2 separate regions of the Homo sapiens genome follow, and region 1 is linked to region 2. Evidence: chromatin loops called from intact Hi-C (ENCODE). Cell type or tissue: Caco-2. All regions are shown on one strand. Links, peaks and the distances in the headings refer to the core of each region. The heading gives the core; the rest is flanking DNA.

Region 1 (5,388 bases), core at 274-5,273, 85 kb before region 2:
AAGCAGAAATATTTGCTCTTTTGGAAAGTATGTGAGCTTAGTAAGATGTAGTTGTGAATCTTCATTTTGATACTTAGCAATAACTTTTCAGATCTTCATTATTATTGCCTAGTATTTCCTTCAGGGGCCCCCAAATGTGGATTGGGAATCCAGGTTGGAAACCACTATCCTCAACTTTCCACTGATGCTCCCATATTGCTTTTAAAAGAAAACATATCAGACTTAAAAGTTATTTAAATCTTAAATTAGCTACATCTTAACAGCATAATTAGCCTTTTATACCAAGATTAGTGAAAGATGCTCGGCTGGGTGCGGTGGCTCCTGCCTATAATCCCGGTACTTTGGGAGGCCGAGGCGGGTGGATCACTTGAGGTCAGGAATTTGAGACCAGCCTGGCCAACATGGGGAAACCCCGTCTCTACTAAAAATACAAAAATTAGCCAGGCATGGTAGTGCACACCTGTAGTCCCAGCAACTCAGGAGGCTGAGGCAGGAGAATCGTTTGAACCCGGGAGGCAGAGTTTCCAGTGAGCTGAGATCACACCACTGCACTCCAGCCTGGGCAACAGAGTGAGACTCTGTCTCAAAAAAAAAAAAAAAGAAGATGCTTTATTTTTGTCTTGTTTTCTGAATGGGTGATAACAAGATTGATACCAATAAAATTTTGCTTAATTTGATTTTTCAAGGTAAATATGGCAATATATATTTTACCACTTTGTTATTTATTTTCTTAGTTCTATTTCAGATCACCTGTCCCCTCGTTTCTATAATTATTTTCCCCACAATTATATTTGTATCTGATAGACCGTATTTGCCATAAATAAGAAGCACTAATAGCTGGTGTTAAAATAGGTAAACTTTAGTATATTTTATATAAGGACCATTGAATACTTATGATTACTTGTTTTAACAATTAGGATGTGTTTGACTGCAAATAACAGATAATTGATAACAGTGGCTTAACTAAAAAAAGGGTTTCTTCTTGTCTGGCATCAAGGACAGAGGAGGCAGGCAGGCTAGGGTTGGTACAGTTGTTCAAATAAGTCATCAAATACCAGACTTCTGGCCTCCTGCGTCTCCATCCATACCGTGTAGCTTCCAACCTCATGTTTGTGGGATGGCTGCTGCCCCTCCATGTGCCAGGCAGGAAGAAGGAGGACAGGTGAAGGACAAAAGACATAATTCTGTCCCTTTTATTTGGAAAATAATAGCTGTCCAAAAACTTAACCTCAGATGCTTCATCCGTGTCTTATTATTCAAAACCATTACATGAAAACAAAAAACCGCATGAATATCTGGAGAGATGAATATTTTTAACTAGTCAGGTTGCTACTCCAAAGTCAGGATTTTGTTAAAAAGAAGCTGAAAAACTATTTGGCATAAACAATAAGTAGTTATACATGAGACAGATAAGTTAGCCAAATCAAAATCATCCTCTTTATATCAGTTTTTCCCCTAAATTTAACTTAAAATACCTGAAGTAATTGGAAATAAAGTAGTTTTCCAATGTAGACATTGAAAATTATCTGTAAACTAGTTCAGTGTTCTCTGAACAGCAACTAACACATACATTGCAGAAATTTCATGAATATTAGATTGTGTTGATTGCTTCAATGTTTGTTCTTAATCTAAATTTTCACTTTAACAGTTGCAGCTAACTATTCATATATACAATCAACTCTCAGTTACCAAAGGGTGAATGCCCTGAATTCCCACTATTGTTGGAAAACCTGGCTATCCATTTCTTCTTTGCATTGTCACCCAGTGGAAAGAGTTCGCTCCTTTGTTATACTTACTGTGAATTCCACTCCTTCACCTAACAAAACAATGCCAGAGCAGAAGCACGTGTGAGTTTTTTCTTTATAGTCAGATCAGCTGCTGTGGAGGGCCTTTCCCTCTAATGACCAGCTCTTCCTTCAGCAAAAGTATAAAGCATGCAGGCAGCTATCTAAAGGAGCAACTACTTTGGAGCCAGACTTCTCAATCTTGACCATGAATCCAGGTGAGAAATACTGAGTAAAAATACAAAATGGATTTGCGTAAGAGTTCACTAACTCCTCCTAGATCAGGTCTTCACTTTCTTCTTTGAGATGTCATGAGTTTACAGTATGGAAGACACTCTATTTGTTTATTTCATCAGTCATGTGTTCACTTGGCCAACACCTGTTAAATGCCTACCTTGTGCTGTGTATCATGCTGACTCACAATGTATACAGTCGCACCGTATTCTGCGGCCAAATGGATTAATATTTGTAAACATAGTTAGAAGTTTTACTTTTGTAAGTTATCTATGATCTTGAACTTTTGTTACAAGTCCACCAGGTTGTACAGCTCTGTGGTGGGGGTGAGGGTCATTTATAAAGGCTGCATGTGAATCATATCAGCAGTCCCCCAGGGGTTGCAGAGCACACACCACCATGAGTGTGTGTAATTACTCTGGTTACTTCATTGCACATTTGAGGATTGGCTCCTGTTTTGTGTTATCCATATTATTAGCTCAGCTCATCTAGATCTGGACAAATATAGTTTTTTTAAAAAAAGTCTATTTTATTTTCCCTCATATGTATATATATCTTTATCTTAGATAAATTACTATTGCCTATAATTTTCATATATATTATAACCTCTGAAGAGAATTTAGTACCTATATTCTTTCTACTCTTTATTTCTTTGTGTGAATAGGCAACATGTTTACCTCCCTTCACTATAGCATATTGGTATTAGGATATACTATATACTTGAAACTTAGAAAATTTGCAAGAATAATCAGCTGATTTCATTCCTGATGTATAAAGGAAAATATTCCATTCCTTAAGTGCTTTTAGTAACTTATATTGCAGTGACTTTAATATTACTGAGGAAGAAACCTGTAGTAATCTTATTCACCTCATTGGTAAGTTCTTGCAATATTTATTATTAAACATTAATTATTAAATATGAATAGTATTAAATGTGTGGTACATTGCTTTTTTTAATAACCCCTTTCCTGATATCCCTTAATTTACATGGTATACTTTTACATTGATTTTTTTATAAATCATTTCTACTTACTTTCTATCTGAATATTATCTATCTGAATATTAATATCAATTATCTACCTGAATATTTCTATCTGAATATTAATTCTTCAGTTAGCACCAAATGCAGAATTTATTATGCAACTTTTAAGCCCTCTACAGAAATCATTATATTATTTTATAAAGAATCCATAACATTTTCTCTTCTTGGCTTTTCAGCAAGTTGTCTATAGTATGTATATCATAATATTACCTTGTGTTTTAAACCACTCAGAAAACTGGTAAAAAGCAGAATTGTCATTTTACTAAATATTCTTTCTTCAGCCAATTCCCATGTTTATCATTTCCTTAATTTTTATTGTCCTGTGTTGTAAAGTGGTCTGTGGCTTCAAAGGGCTTTTATTTGCTTTACTTGCTTCTAGGTTTCTAACTGCTTGTGTGCCTTTTGAATACATGTTTAAACATAAGAGAAAAAATGTGAGTAAGGCTCGCTTCTGATTTCAGACTGCTTGAGAGGGAAGTGACTGAAGGGGTAATATATAATCACAAATCAAACCCAAGGCCACTGTTAGGCTTCTTTCGGTGCCCTGTTGAACGGGAAAAATTAAAAAAAAAAAAAGTCTCTCGAGTTTCACAGATTAGCAAAAACTTCCTTGTATTTACCATGCACTGAAAATACAATTAACAGTTTGTATGAGAAGACGAAAGATAATGAAAAGAGAAATTAGTCTCTGAAAAGCACATTCTTATGAGGTCATGAATTACAAGTTCATGTGTCTTATGGCAAAATATTTATCTAAGAGATTCGGCTATAAAAATCAGGAGTCACCACCCTCTTTAGATTACCCAAAAGAGTTGATAATGACTTCATAATAGCATAAAAAATCTGGGGTCTTTATTGTTTTTAATTCTGATTTCTATATTTTATCTATTGAAAATCAAGAGCTGTGGATAAAAAGTTCATTTAGGGCAGGGTGTGGTGGCTCACACCTGTAATCCCATTTGAGAGATCAAGGCAGGTGGATCAGCTGACGTCAGAAGTTCGAGACCAGCCTTACCAACATGGTGAAACCCTGTCTCTACTAACAATACAAAAAATTAGCCGGGCATGGTGGCAGGCACCTGTAATCCCAGCTACTCGGGAGGCTGAGGCAAGAGAATCGCTTGAACCTGGGAGGCGGAGGTTGCAGTGAGCCGAGATTGCACCATTGCACCCCAGCCTGAGCAACAAGAGTGAAACTTTGTCTCAAAAAAAAAAAAAAAAAAAAAAAAAGGTTCAATTAGATGTCCTAATGAGAGAAAAGAAATTTAGCAGGGATCTTTTCATATCAATATCAACAGTTGTTCAAATGCTAATACAGGTTTCTCTTAATGGTTATGAGAATGGTGTTTGCATTAATGGAAAGCAGACACAGTAATCTCAGGTGTGTTCATATTATCATTATTTAGTCTGAGAAATCTATTAAGAGTTAGTCTTAATACAAGTAACTGAAGTTGTTGCCTTCATTAAGGATTTCTGTTCCTGAAATTTGTAATGTACACAGTGAATTAAATATGGCATACATTAGCCGCTGATACAGGAAGACATATTTGAAAGAAACAGGGGAAGTAGAAATGTGGATGGGAAGAGCATTTAGCAGTCTCATCCCTCTGCCATTCCTTCCTTTTGTAGTGAGCCAGCAGGGCGCCTGGTGCTGACAGCCTTGGCAAACAACCTAGAGAGAAAATATGTCTTCTGAAAAGATCACGAAATCTCAAAGACCTCCAGTTCCTTGGTATTTATACAGCATTTGTGGTATTTTCCTCCTTTCTTTTCTTATTTATCCTTAACAGAAGAAACAACAAGTAAATCTGGTGAAAAGCTTCACCAAGAAAATGCTTTCTGAAAGAATTTAAAAGAAGACAAAGGAGTTGCAGGGAGAAGCAGGTTGGCAATGAGGAGCTAGGCGGGGCCTTCGGGAGCGGGAGCAGCACCCACCATCTCACAAATGGCCCTTCTCGGCAACGTTGGGGGATATTTATTCCGGGGAAGTCAGAGAAGCTCCAAAGTGGCTTGCAGCGCTTTATCAGCCGACATTTACACAGAAACTCCTGCCTCTGAGCTTCCTGTGAAATCTATAGGAGGAGAAGCCCAAGGGACTCTGGCTGTTAGAAAATTTGTCATCCTGCTAGAGAGACCTATAGATTGGTGGTTAACCACATGGATATTGCTGTCAGACCTGGGTTTGAGTCCTGGCCCCATAGCTGGCTCTCTGTGTGACCCTTAGTCATGCTGAGCCTCAGCTTATTTAGCTTTAAATGATGGGTAATAATAATATCCACCTCACAGGTGGAAGTGGGGTGAGAGAATTTGTGTGGAACACCTAGCTCC
Region 2 (5,388 bases), core at 156-5,155:
GCACCTGGCTGAGATTATTTTTTAAATTGATTTAGATAGTATCCTTCATTGAGAAGCTCTGCTGAGCGTACATATAAAAGAATATCATTCTGGCCAGCCGTGATGGCTAACGCCTATAAACCCAGCACTTTGGGAGGCCGAGATGGGCAGATTACTTGAGGCCAGGAGTTCAACACCAGCCTGGCCAATATGGTGAAACCCCGTCTCTACTAAAAATACAAAAATTAGTCGGGTGTGGTAGCAGGCACCTGTAATCCCAGCTACTTGGGAGGCTAAGGCAGGAGAACCGCTTAAACCCAGGAAGCAGGGGTTGCAGTGAGCTGAGATTGCGCCATTATACTCCAGCCTGGGCATCACAGCAAGACTCTGTCTCAAAAAAAAAAAAAAAATAGAAGACAAAAAGAACATCATTCCAGTAACAACAAACACAAGGAAACTTTTGGGGAAAAAGTTTTTCTTCCCCTAGATTCAAACTATTATCTATTGTTTCTCATTTGCATAATAATTGTATGACTGCTTTCCACCTCTGCTCCACTGTGGTGTTTTCTGTTCTAGCTTCTTATAATACTGAATTTGGACCAGCATATGTTTATCTGTTCACTCATTCATTAATAAAACAAAGTATTGACTACCTGCTATTAATAAATATTAAGCACAGTGTGTTGTGGGAGGAGAGAAGGACATTTTTTCCTACTTAATCATAATTAGCCTTAAATAGTTCCCTAGGAGTTTCGGGTGTGTATGTTCACACTCCTTTGGTGATGCTGAAGCATTTTGAGGACATGACTAGGTCTTACACACTTCGGATTGGGTGTTGCACACAGAATAAAGTCCATGAAACTTCCTGAGTTGAATTATATTTGGAAGACAAAAATAATTTCTGTCTGGCTTAGAAACATTAAGAACCCAAAGTCTATGCGTTAGGGAAGAGAAACAGTCGACATGGGTGCAGAAGTGTTTGTAATTAAGTGGGTGAACTTGCTTAGATGAATGAAACCAGATTATTTGAGCAGGGCCAATGATGCCAGAGAAAAAGAAAAATACCAATGGAGAGTAAAATAAGTACACAAAATGAAAGATTCTGAAGTTTTGGAACGAAAGTTTTAGCTCAGGAAATGGAAGAATACTTGAGAGTTTCATGAGAAAAAAAATAAGTGATAGTGATAGATTGTAATTATGCAGACTTCTCTGAAGTCAAACAGAGAAGGGAGAGTATGAGATCTGTAGTGGTTATTAGAAGAATGATTAAGAGAAAGACTATGGCTTAATGTTTCTCTTTTGCCAAAGATGTTAGAAAGTACTCAATAACATTAAAGCAGAAGAAACAGCAATAAAATAAGAAGGCATAGATACAGTGATGTCATTGAAAAAGCACACAGTCATTGAATCTTTGGCTTTGGAGGGATCTCCATAACCATTTGTCAACATCCCCACGCCTGGCTGAACCACAGAATCACCTGGTGAACTGTTGAAAGAGATTCTGACATTCCTCACCTCATATGGTGAATCTTTCAAAGATGAGAAGGACGTAAATTTCACATAAGCTGTTCTTAGCCCTTTTTGGTCCCTTAAAATTACCCCATTCTTAATTTTTGTCTCCTGAGTTTCCATAAATTATCTATGTATTCATCCAGCAACTTGAAATTCACTATTTTGCTGTTTTCAGAACTGTATACGTGCTTTCTTGTCCAATCACCGCTACTCTTTTAAAAATTGAGACCTTAGCCTGGATCTTCTGCATCTCTTATGTCTTCTAGGATTACTCAAAGATCCCCACAGAAGTTCTGCAGTCACATCTGTGAGTTCCTTCAGTGAACTCTGATAAGATTCATTTGGGCCTAGAGACACAAACTCATAAAGCGGCTAGATGCTCCCTTTTAGTTTTATCACCTCTCTCAGGCTTCGGTTGCTTCTTAATCTGTTGTTTTGTGGCTTAGTGTGAAGATCATTCTCATTGATAGGGAAGATGGCAGCAAACAGAATGCTTGAGTTTTTGTTCTCTCTTACTGTCATCTGCTAATACTATAATATCTGCCCCAAGGGGCGTGTGAATCATTCTTTTCCTTCACTCTAAACATACGCTAACAATTCCTTTTATTGTCCTCTGCATTTTTCTCAAGCTTGAGCTTATTCTCAGATTTAACCCTTCCTGACACTATTCTTACCCAGTTCTCTCTTGCATTCGTTTTAGACGGTGTGCTTTCCCACCCCCGTCTTTTGAATAATTCCTGTTTCATCAGCCACATGCCATTCTTTACATTCCTACCACCTCGGTGGCATTTTAACTCATCTGTATAGTTTTTAGCATTTATCATTATCAAAATTTTATTGTTGAATGCCTTGCTTCCCCCTTAAGACATCTTTCTTGTCTTAGACCCTGGTCATGGGGCCGTATCATTCTTTCCTCTGAACTTGTAGAAATTTGTGCCCTTCCATTTTTGAGAAGTGTTGTCTGTGGCGCAGCTTGCTTTAAATTCGCAAACATTTCTGGATCCTCCCTAGACCTGTGAAATCAGAATTTTTGAAGGTAGCTCTTGAAAATGTGATAATTAGTAAATCTATAATGTTTGGGAATTATGCTGCCCAGCAATTTCATTCCCTGACTCTTACAAACACCAAGCAATTCTCTCAAGGTTTCCATCGCTTTAACTTTGCTTTATTGGTCCAGAGTAATAGCTCCTCTCATTAGTCTCTTCAACTTTCGAAAGATTAAATTGTCAGCAAGTTAATAATTCATCTGTTCTGCTTTTAGGACAGTACAACTTTGGAAAATCACTTGAATTTCTCTAGATACTACTATATCTTGTCTCCACAATAATAACATGAAATATATAAGGGAAATCTTATGCATGTACTCTGGCTGGCTAGGTTGCCAGTAATCTGTTTCCATTAGAGTCATACCATAAGCTTTCCTTTTTGTTTCCTCTTTTATTTTGGACTGAGTGCAAAGAGTTGGGTGAACAGTAATCCTCAGTTCATGGCTCTATCGTCATTTGTCTATACAAAACTCTTTCCCTGTTTGATTTTCCCCTTTAATCCTTAATCTATACTCCTTTTACCCTCTGCATGTAGTGACTTAAGTGTTTGGGATATATCCACAAATAATTAGAGTTGTTTTGTGTAGATATATGTAATTCACAGAAATGGTATTGTGCTCAAAATATCATTGTTTTCTTTTTTCCACTCAGCATTGTTTTTAATATCTCTTTCACACAATTTTGTATCCTTTAATCATATTATATAGTATGTATATGGACATCTGCTTAGCTTCTAAGCACCCTTTACCGCACAATGACACTAAGAAACATCCTCATACGTGCCCTGTAATGGAACTGAGGAAATTTCTCTGGCTTGGAATCATGGGAGCCATAGAATAAATGCATTCTGTCCTTACTACTGCCAGAAAAGAATAATAGCTAAAATAGGATAAATGCATTTTTTAAATTTTCTTTAATCTTTCCCGCTTGCATTTCAAATTCATAGTATTGATATCTATTTCTATCACCAATGCACAAGCATTCTCATTTCCCAAGGTCTCCATCAATACTTGGTATTGTCTACATTTCTGATTTTTGTCATTTGAATGCATATCAAGTTGTATTTCATTGTGTTTTTACATGAATTTCTCTCATTGCTAATGAGTTTGGACATCGTTTTATATGGTTGTTAATTCTTATAGCATCTCATTCTGTAAATTCTTTATTGACATCATTTGTCATTTTTGTTGGATTTCTTGTTTTTTCTTTTGTTTTTTTCCTTTTCATTATCAAGTTGCAGTCTTAATCAGATTTTTCAGTGGTGTACCTCATAAAGCAGAGATCTTTCATTTTATAGTAATCAAGTACATCATATTATTTTCATTAGAGGTGGTTATACTTTGGGCTTTTAGGATCTTAAGAAATCTTTTTCCGCCTCTATGTCACAAAAAATACTTTCCTACATTTCCTTCTACTGAGCTGATAGACTTACCTTTCACATTTTGGTCTTTAATCCACTCACATCCCACTCTGGTTTATTGTGTAATAGAAGGGTATAGAAAGCCAGCTTTATTTTTTCTTAATACAGTGAGGAAATTTTTCCAACACCAATCACAAAACATATTCATTCCCCTGAGGAGTGCAGTGCCCTGGGGTTGGGGCATACCGTGTCATGGCCAGGTGCATGGGCTCTGGGGCTGAACTGCCCAGGTCTGAATCCCAGGTCTGTGACACACTAGCTTTGTGGCAGCTGCTAACTACTGCTTAGCAGTGCTCCAAGTCTCAGTGGGCTGTTTGGAGGAGGAAATGAGATGTCCCAGACACACGGAAAGCACTGTTTTTGTTATTTATCAAGTTCTTCTGCATATATGAATCTATTGCAGTTCTTCTTTTCTCCACTCAGTCTCATTGGTGTCTTTATTTTTTTTTCTTGTGTCAGTATCCATGATAGTTCTCCCTTTCTAATATGTCTAATATGCCTTCCTCATTCCTTTCCCTCCCTTCTTCACTGCCCCAACCCAGGATCACATGCTCCGTTTTGCAGATTGACAAAGTTGACTTTGTCCATGTTTGTTGAGTTGAACGTAATTTGGAGGAATGGTATAAGGATAAGAAAAAAAAACTTGGAGGAGACTAATGCGTAAAGCAAATGGGCGTGCAACTTATTAATTTACAGTGAGACAGATAACTGCCAAACAGACTCAGGTACTTGGTTTTTGTATCTGCACATTCATCTCTGCAGGACAGTATATTTGGAAAGCCATTTATTTTAGGGTCAGGAGCTCATGGAATCGGAGAAGATGGTAGATGGAAAATCTAATGTCATTATGCCATACCTCTGGAATCACCCCATAGTAGACATAAATTTACCTTCCAAACAAGGCAAAAGCTGTACTGTCACCCAGATCTCCCTACTCTTCTGGACAGTGCTGAGTACACACTGACGAATTCTTCTTGCCTAATCCTCTCTCTAACCCCACCCTTTTATAGCTCTGAGCAGAATACCTCATTTCTAACACATTCTCTATTCAGATTTGTCAACACCATTGCCTAAGCCTAAACCATCTTCCTACATTCTAGCCACACCTTGATTCAATTTCTAGACCCAGGGTTTTATCCTGCCCCTTAAGGTAACGTCTTTAGGTAACTAATCTCATTCAGTGTCAGTAGGTTTTACTCACTTAACTAAGAGGACAACAATTTTTCCGAGTTTAGGAAGCAATTTCCATTTTGCTTTTCTCCGTGCATACCACTTGGCCACATAGGATCAGTTTTACACTTTTATCTGGCTACGTTTTACTCTCCTCTTTAAAGTCCTCTCTGGCCAACAAGCTCCTCCCAAACACATTTTTTTTTCTGGTTCCTTTTATTTGCCTCTACCCCACTCATCTTCTCCACCCCCAGGCGTGGA

The links. Peaks named below come from ENCODE experiments on the same cell type or tissue, not always from the same donor. Only the 100,000 strongest peaks of a DNase experiment are listed, where the experiment ranks them.
Region 1: a loop joins it to region 2, with 5 times the contacts of the local background. A loop is called at or near these places in 1 of 110 quality-filtered maps.

The regions. Positions count from the first base shown.
Region 1 is chr2:205,271,573-205,276,960 of GRCh38, forward strand. All of the region lies in intron 16 of PARD3B (par-3 family cell polarity regulator beta), which reads left to right. Among named protein-coding and RNA genes, the nearest start is that of NRP2, 410 kb to the right of the region's middle. RefSeq lists an enhancer at 4,386-4,992. In Caco-2, for the core only: no CTCF peak of the experiment used is centred there; a DNase peak (open chromatin) is centred at 2,280.
Region 2 is chr2:205,356,518-205,361,905 of GRCh38, forward strand. The region is part of intron 18 of PARD3B (par-3 family cell polarity regulator beta); the gene reads left to right. Among named protein-coding and RNA genes, the nearest start is that of NRP2, 320 kb to the right of the region's middle. In Caco-2, for the core only: no CTCF peak of the experiment used is centred there; no DNase peak of the experiment used is centred there.